4 separate regions of the Homo sapiens genome follow, and regions 1, 2 and 4 are each linked to region 3. Evidence: chromatin contacts called from ENCODE Hi-C or POLR2A ChIA-PET data. All regions are on one chromosome and are shown on one strand. The core of a region is the stretch at or near the end of the contact, and the rest is flanking DNA. Distances in the headings are between cores, read along the strand shown. Region 1 overlaps GRAMD1C (GRAM domain containing 1C). Region 2 overlaps CCDC191 (coiled-coil domain containing 191). Region 3 holds the start of ZDHHC23 (zDHHC palmitoyltransferase 23). Region 4 overlaps CCDC191 (coiled-coil domain containing 191).

Region 1 (3,029 bases), core at 129-2,628, 35 kb after region 3:
GCATCTGTCAATATTAGTCAGGTTAAATCAAAGGGCAATAGTCTATGGATCAGAAAAACTCTGCTAGCTCTGGCTTCATCCCCAACTACTGCTGTTTATCCCTCATTGGATGATTTGTGTCTCCCTATTTTGCTAGAGGCATAAAGGACTTATGGATATCAGATAGATATTGATTTGCTTCTCCCTTCAACAATACTCTACGTAGGCAAAAACTCTTTACTGCAGTTTCAAATAATGGCTCCTTCAGCGTAGAAATGAATCACAAAACTAGGCAATTTTGCTAAGCTTTGTGAGGTAACTTTCCAATTAGGCCTGGGAAACAGCTTTTTCTGACACAGAAGTATTATATGTTCACTGTAAAAATAATTCAAATATTCACAAAGGAAGAAAACAACTAAAGGTGATTCTGTTGATCTTGTTCATTTCCTTCACAGAACCTATCCTGACTTGTAGTTATATTTTTATTGATTTATTGACTTGTTATCTTTCTCCTGCTTACTATAGTAGATCAATATACTATCACTAAATAAAATGATGTTTGGTTTAAAGTGATCTGCAATCTCCCTCACTCCCTCTAAACCCACACACACATCCCCAGTCTCCTGGGATGGTTTACTTTTTGTGACCTTTTCAAATGTCACTTCAGTTCATTGACTTCAACCGTCTTCATAACTTCACAACTTTAAAAAAGTAAAAACACAGATTCATTATTTTACCCATTTAATACATATGACAAGTCCAAGATTTTGGAACGTGCTTAGGGAAACCAGTAGGAGCGCTTGATTTGCTATCTAATGATAATCTAATAAGAAAAAAATCGCCATACACTTTAAATAAAACTCCCCAAACAGAGGTCTGAATGTTACATATACCTTCTTACTGCTATAAAGCCAAACAGCCTTTGCAAGGAGCAAAGTGTGATCAGAGCTCCTGTGCAATAATGAATCTATACACTATTATTCTTTATTTCTAGATATGTACAATTTTTATCAGTTTTATTGTTATCCTTTATGCAACTTATAATGTTTCTTTTATAGGATTCTTTTTTTTTTTTTTTTTTTTTTGGAGACAGAGTCTCACTCTTGAGATTAAAAGCGTGTGCCACCACACCCAGCTAATTTTTGTATTTTTAGTAGAGATGGGCTTTCCTCACATTGGCCAGACTGGTCTCGAACTCCTGACCTCAGTTGACCCACCTGGCTCAGCCTTCCAAAGTGCTGGGATTACAAGCGCGCGCCACCACATCCAGCTGAAACTACTTTGGAAGGACCATTCTTATAAAAGAAGCAGGTGAGAAAGAGAAAACAAAAATCCTGGTTTTGGTGCTACTTACCTATTTGGCCACTGGGGGCCAGAGTAGATCTTCCTAAAGTCCTAAATTCAGGTAAACAGCGTATGACTAATCCATGCCCAGCTGCATACTAAAGCAAGAATGGTAAGGACACTAATAAAGCAGTCTCTATGTTACCCTTCATCTTTCCAAATGTCTCCCACTACATTGACTTCAATGGCAAGGATCTTACAATTTTAAGAAAAAGAGTCCTTAAAATGCCTACTTAATAAGTACAACAAGCCTCAAGTAATTTGTACTAAATTTTCCTTTAAACAACTACTTTTATTATATTTTTTGCTTTCTCTTTCTCTTTCCCTTTCTCTCTCCTATTGGTGGTTACAAGAAAGTAACACAATCATAGTGTCTATAACATCTATCCTCAAAACTGAAACATAAAAAGTATTAAATCTTTTTTTTTTTTGAAGAGACTGGATCTGGCTCTTTTGTCGCCCAGGCTAGAGTGCAATGGTGTGATCATAGCTCACTGCAGCCTTGATCTCCTGGGGCTCAAGTGATGCTCCTGCTTCAGCCTCCTGCGTAGCTAGGACTATAGGCATGCACCACCATGTCCAGCTAATTTTCTATTTTTTGTAGAGACAAGTCTTGCCCAGACTGGTCTCAAACTCCTGGCCCAAGCAATCCTCCCACCTTGGCCTCTCCAAGTACTGGGATTACGGGCATGAGCCACCGTGCTCAACCAAGAAAAACCAAAATCTTTTATCTTTCTCAAACCTAAAAGCAGTATAACACACACAATCTATATTTTGGAAGTTTTTAAAATATGTTTTAAAAAATTAAATTTTATATTAAGGAAAACACATTAACATAGTAAACTTACATCTACATAAAATGGTTGGGAAATGGGCTTACATTGACTAACACAATATTATTGTGTGCTGGGTATTATATATAATGCAGTGGAGATGTCTCTTCTTCAACCCTTCCGAGTTAAAGGTGCCCAATTAGGGTAATTCCCAGCCTCTCTCTACCCCTTTAACTCACTCTAACCATAGGAAGTAGATTATTGGTATGGACTGAATGTTTGTGTAGCCGCAAATTATTCTGTTAAAGCCCTAACTCCTGGTGTGGCTGTACTTGGAGATGGGGCCTCTAAAGAAAGTAATTAAGTTAATTGGCCAGGTGCGGTGGCTCATGCCTGTAGTCCCAGCATTTTGGGAGGCCGAGGCGGGCTGATCACGAGGTCAGGAGATCAAGACCATCCTGGCTAACATGGTGAAACCCCATCTCTACCAAAAATACAAAAAATTAGCTGGGCATGGTGGTGGGCACCTGTAGTCCCAGCTACTTGGAAGGCTGAGGCAGGAGAATGGTGTGAACCCGGGAGGCAGAGGTTGCAGTGAGCCGAGATCGTGCTACTGCACTCTAGCTCAGGGGACAGAGCAAGACTCTGTCAGGAAAGAAAGAAAGAAAAGGAAGGAAGGAAGGAAGGAAGGAAGGAAGGAAAGAAACAGAGAGAGAAAGAGAGAGAGAAAGGAAAAGAAAGAAAGAAAAAGAAAGAAGGAAAGAAAGGAAGAAGGGAAGGGAAGGAGGGAGGGAGAAGGAAGGAAGGAAGGAAAGAAATAATTAAGTTAAATAAGGTGGGTCCCAGATCTGGTAGAATTAGTGTCCTTATAAGAATAGACACCAGACACTCTGGAAGGCCGAGGCTAAAGGATCAGTTGAAGCCAGGAGTTCA
Region 2 (3,121 bases), core at 360-2,859, 58 kb before region 3:
CTTCCCCTCTGTATAGAACTTGTAATTGAGTATGGTACCTCAGTCTATTAAATGGGATTTATGTAATAAAGCTTTGAAAACTAGTGATATGCTAATACAAAATATTATTAGGTAACATTATTCTTATGTAATGCAGATATTTGCCCAGTGATCCTGAGCTTCCAAATATTTCCCACCCATAGATAGTTTGTAATGCAGATATTTGCCCAGTGATCCTGAGCTTCCAAATATTTCCCACCCATAGATAGTTCAGGAATAGCTGGAAACGGTTAGCTAGGCTTTAACGGGACCTTGATGCTGAAATAACTAAATATCCTATACTATGGCATATGATTAATTTACTAGTGTCAGGAGAGGCATTGAAAGAAAAGAGATATATTATTCATTTGTAAAGATATTCTTTGGTTTTCAGACATTCTCGAGAAAGAATATATCCTTTGCCACAACATCTTCAAATTTCCACTAAAATTCAGAGTCAATTTATGCATATTAAATTCATGTTTTTTATATATAAAATATATATATTTATATATATATATATATATATATATATATATCTGGAGTAACCTTGCCTAATTCACAAATGAACTGTCCAAATTAGAAATTTATAAGAGAAGATTTTTGCTATTACGAATGTCCTGGCCCATGGCAATGGTTCATACAGCTGTAGCCACTCTCCCAGTTTTCTTTTTTTTTGAGCCAGGGTCTCGCTGTGTTGCCCAGGCTGGAGTTCAGTAGCACAATCTCAGCCCACTGCAACCTCCACTTCCCAGGTTCAAGCGATTCTCCTGCATCAGCCTCCTGAGTAGCTGGGATTACAGGTGCGTACCACCATGCCTGGCCAACTTTTGTACCTTTAGTAGAGACAGGGTTTCACCATGTTGGCCAGGCTGATCTCAATCTCCTGACCTTAAGTCATCTGCCCATCTCGGCCTCCCAACGTGCTGGGATTACAGGCATGAGCCACCACAGCCGGCCACTCTCCCAGTTTTCATGGTGAGCAGCAATGCATGTTTTAAGAGTGGTGGCCTCTGAGGTAGCCAGGCCAGGAGCACAGACCACCTTTACCTGCAATACATGGCAGTTGTGCCATTAAACAAAACAATACTGACCTCATAAATGTTGGATTTCATCAGCACAGTCCTTTAAATAGTTGAGCTATAACATGTTTCTCTCTCTCAGGAGACTGCTGTGCCCCCTTTGTGGGAAAAGCCTCCCTTGGGAAGCAGTGGTTGTATGCTCAGTCCTCCCCTGGGAAGAACAACAACAGGCAACTTGCAGGGTTCCCTTCAGAATGTCTCTCTGAGTGCACCTGGCAATAAGCAGCACAAGACCCTGGGTGCTGAACCCTCTCAACAGCCTGGCAGCAACGAGACACTCAGAACTACCAGCCAGAAAGCAGAACCGCTTTGCTTGGGTCATTTCCACAACCGCCATGTCTTCCAGCAACAGCTGATTGAGAAGCAAAAGAAGAAACTTCAGGAACAGCAGAAAACAATTCTCGAGCTGAAGAAAAACCTGCAGCTGGCAGAGGCTCAGTGGGCAGCAGAGCATGCCTTAGCAGTCACAGAAGCACAGAGCCACCTGCTGTCAAAGCCCAGAGAAGAGGAACCAAGAACCTGCCAGATGCTTGTGAAGTATGTCTGTTCTATCAGAACTCGCTGGACTCATTTTAAGGGGTTTTTCACTTTGGGCTCCTGAGCTTCTTTGCCCTGCTTCTGAGCCCCATGATTGTTCCTTTTCCTTGATTTTGCACTCTCAAAGCAAAGAAGCCTAGTTATGACTAGTATATGACAGGCACAGATAGTCAAGGATGCCTGTAAGGATCCAGTTATACTGTTAGCATTTGGGTCACGGCTGCCTTTGAGGATCTCTGTTACTATGCCAGTTAAAGAGAAAAATGCTGTCTTGCTCTATTTCTGGGTTTCTAGCTATGTTAAGTGCTGAGAAGCCAAGTCAGACAACATCAGGTCCACATGGAGCAGCCCCTGGGCTGGCTTATTTCCTAGCTTAAATTTGTAGTTGTTAGGGATAAAACAAAACATCTTTGAGCCTCAAATAAGAGCCCAAGTTTCTCAAAAGCCACGTAAGATGGTTTCAGTTGTGCTTGAGACATACTCATTGCATGTGGTAAATGGTAGGATAAGATGTGGTGACACCTATGGATTTGAAGCATTAGGATGGGAGTCACAGTACCTGACTCACTGTGTAGACTCATGCCGATCACACAACCTTTCCATACCTCATTACACATATTTATGGAGTGGATATAATATGTAGTTATCTCAGAGAGTAGGGATTCATTAAGGTCTGTAAAAGGCTTTGAGCATCTCAGGTCAAAGGAGTTTGAAGGAAACTGGTTAGTAGTCTAAATTCCTTTCCTTTATTTTTTCCCTAGTTCACCTGTTGCTTCCCCTGGGACTGAAGGCAGAAGTGACTCCCGAAATTCTCTTTCTGGACTCAGAAGGAAACCAAAGCAATTGATGACACCGCATCCCATACTAAAAGGCAGGGCTGTCTCGGTGGTGGCCTTGGTGGTTGTTATCTTCTCTCCTAGAGTAGAATGTGTACACTGGGACTGAATTCTGGCAACTCTTGAGGTTTTGAGACTTGGCAGAACCTGACATCAAAAATCTCAGAATGGTAGACATGTGAGGAGTGGAGTACACCAGAGAGCCCCACTACTTTTTTCCTGCCCCTTTTGCCAACCTTTTTGGCATTCCCAGCCAACACACACACAAAAAAACATAGCTGAAAGGTATATCATTTTTCTGTAATTTGAGATTTGGATTGTGAAAAAAAAAGGAATAATTACACAAATGAGAAAACTCTGAGTAACTGCCAAGGACAAACACTGATAAAGGACACCTGTCATTGTACTTTGTTAATGTTCAAATTTGATCAGTTTACAGTAATCCAAGATAAGTTATTATTTTATAATATTATAACTTGTTGATAGGATTTTAGTAATAAAACCTACAAACCAGATATGTTAATTTGATAACATTTTTGATGCATCTAGAAACATTTATTTATTTGGTACAGGCAGGGTCTTCCTGTGTTGCCCAGGCTGGTCTCAAACTCCTGGCCTCAAGGAGTCCTCCCACCTCAACATCCCTAG
Region 3 (2,747 bases), core at 183-2,682:
TCCCCAGAAACAAGGGGCAAGACCAGTACTAACAGCAGGAAAATGAAATTTCAACCCACAAGGCCCTCTGTGGTCAGGTGCCACCCAGTCCCAAGTAGTCAGTCTCTAAATGCTGAGACCTCTGAGAAGGCAGGAACTTTCTGGAACTATTGTGTTCATTTTAAACTTACAGATTCTGCTGGCTTGCATTTTATTTTATACTAACTTGCCTACTATCCCTTTAAACTGCCTGTTCTCTCCCTCATCTCTCTTTAAACGAAAAATAATATCCTATAAAACAGAGCAGACAGACAGCTGTGCACTACTGCGTAATCCATCTTTCTAAAATCCTCACACTTGACACAGAAGCCAACTCTCATTTTAGATGCTTGGAAATAGAATCAAGAGCAAATTCTAGCATTCTGGGTGGCTAGGTTGAAAGTACACATGGCAGTTCTCAGAAGGGTGATGGGGCCAGCGTCAAGAAATGCTCTGTTCTTACCGATCACACCCTTCATCCAGATCTTGACAATCACACAAACAAGTAGCCACGTGGTTCTTTTCCCCATTCCGATCTATGTACTCGCAGCAGCACAGGGGCTCCAATTCAGGTTCTTCGGTTTTCTTTTTCTTCACAGGCTTCATACTGCCCTTCTGTGTCATGATTTGCACCTGTCACCATGAGGCGTAAGAAGCCCTCAGAAGGTAAAGGTGGAAAGAACACAACTTACATCTCGTAAATAGGTCCACGCCTCTCTCTCTCTGCTTAACCTCCAACGCCTGAGCAATCAAAAATGAGAAGAGAGAGGGGGAGGGGGTCCCGTTTTCATCAGGCTTCTGTGGCTCCGCCTGGCCACACAGGGGGCTCCAGGGTTCTTGGAGGTCTGAGCTGCCTTCACCGCCCCTTCCCAGCCTGGGCAGGCGCCGTCTGGGCACCAGCCGTTCCTATGGCGACAGCCGACCACGCGTCCGGGACAGCCGGGGCGCGGGCGGTTGCGCTCACCTGCGGGTGCAGGCTGGGAGGGCCGAGCGGTCTCCGCTCCAAGCCTGGGCGCTGGTGGGAACTCAGCCTCGGGGCTATAGGGAAAGGCGAAGCATATGCCCGCTAGCAGCGGCTGACACACCAGGCTCCCTGGCAGTGCTCAGGGGTCGCGGTCCAGCCCAACTGGTCGGGCCCCTTGCAGGGTGCGCCTCTCCCGCCCCCGCCAATCCGGAGGACGTGGGCGGGCCTCGCGCACCACCCCGCCAGGAGAATGACCTTGGAAGGGAAGTTACCTGCCCTCTGGCCGGAGGTGCAACTGCAGCCAAAGAGGCGGAGGGGAGATGGGTCGGCTTCCCCGGAGGCACAGACGCGTCTCCCGATCTCTGCTACGCGGAGCCCCGGGCGTGACGGCAGGAGTCTCCGGGACCCGGGCTCCGCTCGGCCGCTCCCTCGCCGCAGCCGCCCACCTGTGACCACAGCCCGCCGCGGCCCGGGCGGCGCGCCCGCCTCCCCGCGCCGTCCCAACCGCCCCTCCGCCCGCCCGGCTCGGTGCGCCAGGTCCACGCGCGCTTCCGGGTGCCCCGCCCCCGGCGCCGGGGTTCCCCGCCTGTCCGCACGTGCGCCGCCCGCCTCCCCGCGGTGCCCGCGGGCGAGGCTCCTCCTCCTGGCCCGCGGCCCTGGCGCCGGGAAGGGGAAAATCGGCTCCCGAGAGCGCGTCCAGGAGGCAGGGGCAGGAGGTGGGTCCCGCACCTCCGGCCTGCCCCGCCACGCCACGCCCCGCCCCGCCCCAGAGGCGGCAGCCGGGCGCCGCCGGTGCCTGCGGGCGGCGCGCCGGTGGGACAGCCTCCGGAGCCCCGGGGTGCGGACGAGGTGCGGAGACGGAAATACGGGAAACCCGGGAACCCGGAGGATTTCCGAACTACGTGAGACCGTGGAGCCGCCAGCCTTCATTCAGACTCCGGCAACAGGCGGTGAGGGAGCTTTCCACCGCAAAATGTTATCCAAGTACCTCCCCCAGTTTCGCTGACCTTCTCTTAAAGGCCCATCACTGCTGCCGGATCTGTTCATTTAGCAACCTGTTCGTTTCATGATTTCTGGCTAGCAGCCTTTACATTGGACCAGCAGGCCTCGCTAGTACTTTTGTTCCAGTCGTCTGTGTATTTGAGATGAAACTGCCCTGAGATGAGAGTCCTTTTTGGGTTTTATTATTGCACAAAATTTCTTTAAAGAGTGTGGGCCCATGTACACGTTTCACTACCGCAGGCTTTCTAGTTTTGTTTTTAAGTAGAAAAAGAAGAAAAACTACAACTCAGAAATTTTCAATTTTATTAATATTCAATTTACGTAACAGGCTCAAATTTTATTAATTGAATTCTGCATCCATACGAATTTAGTCTTAATTTATAAAGCAACTTACTTCGATACTCTTCCTTGAAGTATGTTATAAAATACAACGTTTAAATAAACATCACAAAAATATTGTTTGTCGATCATTTTTGTGACTTTAACAGAGAAATCTTCAAGTTTATAATCCACTCATTCTTGCTTACAGCCAGACACTACATAAATCCTTACCAAAACAAAACAAACCCAGGTAGGTTCACTGTTACCCCTAGGTATGCTTCGTTGGAATTCACCCAGAGAAACCCATTTTCCCTCTAACGGAGTCAATACTTTCATTCTCTACAGGCATCTCAAAAATGACTATAATAATGCCATGTGGCTTTGGGGACTCTGGAGAAAAATGAAACATTTAATTAAAGGCAATAGTTGTTCAAACAGTAAG
Region 4 (3,029 bases), core at 274-2,773, 38 kb before region 3:
AATTCCTTCAGTTTTTATTTGTCTGAGAGTCTTTATTTTTCCTTCACTTTTAAAGTATGTTTTTTGCCGGATATAGAATTGTGGGTTGACAGGTGTTTTTTTTTTTTTTCTTTCAACACCTTAATGATGTTACTCTATTGTTTTCTTGCTTGCCTGGTTTCTCACAAGACATCTACTGTAATTCTTACCTTTCTTTCTTTGTGGGTGTCTTATTCTGTTCAGGCTGCCATAACAAAATGTCACAGACTAGGTGGATAAATAACTGAAATTTGTTTTCTCACAGTTTTAGAGGCTGCAAAGTCCAAGATCAGGGTGCCTGCATGGTTGGCTTTTGGAAAGGGGTCTTCTTGGCTTGCAGACAGCTTCTTCTCACTGTGTCCTCATACAGTCTTTCCTTGGTGCTTCTGTTTGGAGACAGAGGGGAGAGGGAGAGAGCGCATGCGAGAGAGAGCAAGCAAGCACACCACGGTATCGCTTCTTATAAGGACATTAATTCTGTCCAATTAGGGCTGCACCCTAGGACCCCATTTAACCTTCATTACTTCCTTAGTGGCCCTATGTTCAAATACAGCCACACTAGGGGTTAGGGCTTCAACACAGTAACTTTAGGGGGACACAAGCATTCAGTTCATGACAGTAGGTAATGTGGGTCTTTCCCTTTAGCTACCTTCAAGACTTTTTCTTTGTCTTTGATTTTTAGCAGTTCGAATATGATATATCTAGGTATGGTTGGTTGGTTGGTTTGGTCTTGGCTTTGGTGGTCTTAAGCTTCTTGGATATATGATTTTGTGTTTTGTTACTGATTTTGGAATATGTTTGCCCGTTATTTCTTCAAATTATTTCACTTACCCCATTCTTTTTCTTTTCCTTATGGGATTTGTTATGCCATTGTTACATTGTTTCATATTATCCCACAGCTCTCAGATGCACTATTTTGTTTTTCACTCTTTTTGCCTTTCAGTTTGTGTAATTTCCATTGCCCTATTGTCAGGTTAGCTGGTTCTTTCCTTGGCTGTATCTTCTAGCAGTAAGCTAGTTGAAGTGCCTCTTTATCTCTATTACCATGTGTTTTTTTATTTCTAGCATTTTTATTTTGAATCTTTTTTTATAGTTTCCATGTCTCTGCTAAAATTACCTATCTGATCTGGAATGATGTCTACCTTTTCCATTAGAACATTTAACATTATTTTTGGAAGTTATTTAAAATTCCCTCTCTGATAGTTCCAACATCTCTGTCATATCTGAGCCTTGTTCTGATGATTGGCTCATCTTTTCAGGGTGTATTTATTTCTTGTCTTTGGGTATGCCTTGTATTTTTTTGTTGAAGGCCAGACCTGTTGTTCAGGGCAATAGAAACTGCAACACGTTGGCCTAGAGTGTGGAGATTTGTACTAATTTAGCCGGGAATTGGGCTATGTTTGAAGCTTGTTGTTGCCGTGGTCACCATTGTTGAGGTTTGTTGCTGTATGCTGTAGACATCAGAGACTTTAATGTCTTCTAGTGACTTTGTTTTTGCTTCCTCTTTTGGTTTTGGGTCTTCCTTTTGTGCTGCTCCCCAGAGAGAATCTGTTGTTTACAGCTTTCTCAGCTGTAATCCACTATTATTATTGGAAGCTTATATAAGTGTGGTGATTGGGTGTGGACGATGGGGAGCATTCTCTGTTCTGATTAAGTCTCAGTGTTTGGAATGCACAGCTTTAAGCACTCAGATAATTTCTGTTCCCACTCCAGTGGTAGAGCTTTTTTCTGCCCCCTTTTTCCCTTTATCCGCAGTGGGTATCCACCACTGTCTCAGTCTGTGACCTTAAAGACCTTCCCTCTGGAGAATAAGGCTTCCCCAACCCCTAAGTGAGATAGGGAGGACTTGTCTGGGCAGAATCCCCTGAATCCCCTTCCCTCAGATGCAGTGCTAATCTGCCAGTGTACTGGGTTGGTTGCTAGGACAGATAAACCTTTTGTTTCCTAAGGAAGAATGCTCTGGGAAGATTTTGCAGTTGCTGCTGTGCCTCTCCCCAGCCAGAACCATGGTGCAAACTTTCTGTGGATTCTCCATGATCTTCTCTGTGAGAGCCTGGTAGCGTTCTTATAAGAAAAGCCTTCAAAGGGATGAGAAGCACCCCCATGACTGTGATCCCCAGGAGCTTCAACCTTCTCATGCTGGCCCACTCACTGTCTGCCTCCATCAGTTCACCAAAATTTCTAGTTTAATTGTCTTACTCATATGGTATCCAGTGGCTTCTGCCTCCGGTAAACAAATGCTTAGGTCCTGTGCCTCCCTGAAGATGCCTGTCTCTCCAAATTTGGGGGTAGCTTCAGATCTCTGATCAGTTCACAAAAAGTCATTAATTTGTTGCATGACCAGCTTTTTCCTTGTTGGAAGAAAACTTATGCAGAACAAGAATGGTGAAAAATACATTACTGACCAAGAGATCATTTTATTTCTCTCACTATATCAAGCCCAAACATTTTCCTTTTAGAAGCTGCAGTTCATAGCAATAGATAAGAAGATTTTGTCACATAGACTAGTTTCCATTTCATTAGTCAACTGGAGCTATCTAAATTGAGATAGGTGCATTTATAGGCTGGCTATACTTGAGTCTTCTTTGAGGACAACTTTAGATATAAAATGCACATGGCAATTGTCTTCTTTTCCTTCTGGACAAAGATGCTCTACACAGTGTGCTTCTCCACTCAGATTTTCATAGGTCTTATTCCTTTTTACCCATCAAGTTCTGCCAAGCAATTCTTTACTTCCTTATATGCTTTATATAACTTTTCCCAGTAAGCAACCTCCAAGGCCATAGTAGTGTTATTCCTCTGGATATCAAAAAGATAGTGGCACTTCTGAACAAGTGCCTTCTGAGACTTCTCTGAATCATTTGTATCCTAGATGTGTTTGGTTGAACTCTGCTTAACCTCTTCTATTTGGGCGGGTATTTTTGCTCATTGAGTGTACCAGCAAATTGTCCAACAGAGGTACCATGTTTTCTAATGACATAGATAAAAAAAAACCCTACTGTTGATATGAT

Evidence for each region. A loop is a pair of places that touch in the nucleus more often than their neighbours do. ChIA-PET counts read pairs that join two places held with the same protein, here RNA polymerase II (POLR2A). Pooled maps may share reads with other maps.
Region 1: a map of naive thymus-derived CD4-positive, alpha-beta T cell shows a loop between it and region 3 (2.9-fold over the local background). The contact joins the enhancer-like site here to the promoter of ZDHHC23 in region 3. A Hi-C loop is called at or near these places in 3 of 168 maps with a recorded cell type or tissue (endothelial cell of hepatic sinusoid and naive thymus-derived CD4-positive, alpha-beta T cell), 1 of 37 single-sample maps with no recorded cell type and 9 of 50 pooled maps. POLR2A ChIA-PET finds 5 or more read pairs at or near these places in 3 of 52 experiments (H1, HCT116 and OCI-LY7).
Region 2: a loop to region 3 is called in a map of B cell, with 7 times the contacts of the local background. The contact joins the enhancer-like site here to the promoter of ZDHHC23 in region 3. A Hi-C loop is called at or near these places in 2 of 168 maps with a recorded cell type or tissue (B cell and OCI-LY7) and 5 of 50 pooled maps. POLR2A ChIA-PET finds 5 or more read pairs at or near these places in 3 of 52 experiments (BJ, WTC11 and activated naive CD4-positive, alpha-beta T cell).
Region 4: a map of B cell shows a loop between it and region 3 (4-fold over the local background). The contact joins the enhancer-like site here to the promoter of ZDHHC23 in region 3. A Hi-C loop is called at or near these places in 1 of 168 maps with a recorded cell type or tissue (B cell) and 2 of 50 pooled maps. POLR2A ChIA-PET finds 5 or more read pairs at or near these places in 5 of 52 experiments (BJ, OCI-LY7, WTC11 and 2 more).

Annotation. Positions count from the first base shown.
Region 1 is chr3:113,911,465-113,914,493 of GRCh38, reverse strand. All of the region lies in intron 9 of GRAMD1C (GRAM domain containing 1C), which reads right to left. Among named protein-coding and RNA genes, the nearest start is that of ZDHHC23, 35 kb to the left of the region's middle. Within about 2 kb of position 1,378, at least 2 of the 41 ENCODE cell types and tissues checked have a DNase peak (open chromatin) inside an H3K27ac peak, as active enhancers do.
Region 2 is chr3:114,004,024-114,007,144 of GRCh38, reverse strand. It overlaps CCDC191 (coiled-coil domain containing 191), which reads left to right. Exons shown (of 17, transcript NM_020817.2): 10 at 1,183-1,637; 11 at 2,399-2,508. All of the region lies in intron 1 of LOC105374048 (a long non-coding RNA gene), which reads right to left. Among named protein-coding and RNA genes, the nearest start is that of CCDC191, 51 kb to the left of the region's middle. RefSeq lists enhancers at 1,361-1,410, 1,641-1,770. Within about 2 kb of position 1,609, at least 3 of the 41 ENCODE cell types and tissues checked have a DNase peak (open chromatin) inside an H3K27ac peak, as active enhancers do; they include B cell and OCI-LY7, where a contact is called at or near this core.
Region 3 is chr3:113,946,698-113,949,444 of GRCh38, reverse strand. ZDHHC23 (zDHHC palmitoyltransferase 23) reads right to left here and starts at 1,432. Exons shown (of 5, transcript NM_001320466.2): 1 at 1,255-1,432; 2 at 482-759. The coding sequence starts at 642. GRAMD1C (GRAM domain containing 1C) reads right to left here. Exons shown (of 18, transcript NM_017577.5): 18 at 2,271-2,747. RefSeq lists silencers at 850-949, 1,300-1,799 and an enhancer at 1,514-2,014.
Region 4 is chr3:113,984,210-113,987,238 of GRCh38, reverse strand. All of the region lies in intron 13 of CCDC191 (coiled-coil domain containing 191), which reads left to right. It also overlaps the pseudogene ATP5PBP8. Among named protein-coding and RNA genes, the nearest start is that of ZDHHC23, 38 kb to the right of the region's middle. RefSeq lists enhancers at 1,378-1,427, 1,508-1,587. Within about 2 kb of position 1,523, at least 2 of the 41 ENCODE cell types and tissues checked have a DNase peak (open chromatin) inside an H3K27ac peak, as active enhancers do; they include B cell and OCI-LY7, where a contact is called at or near this core.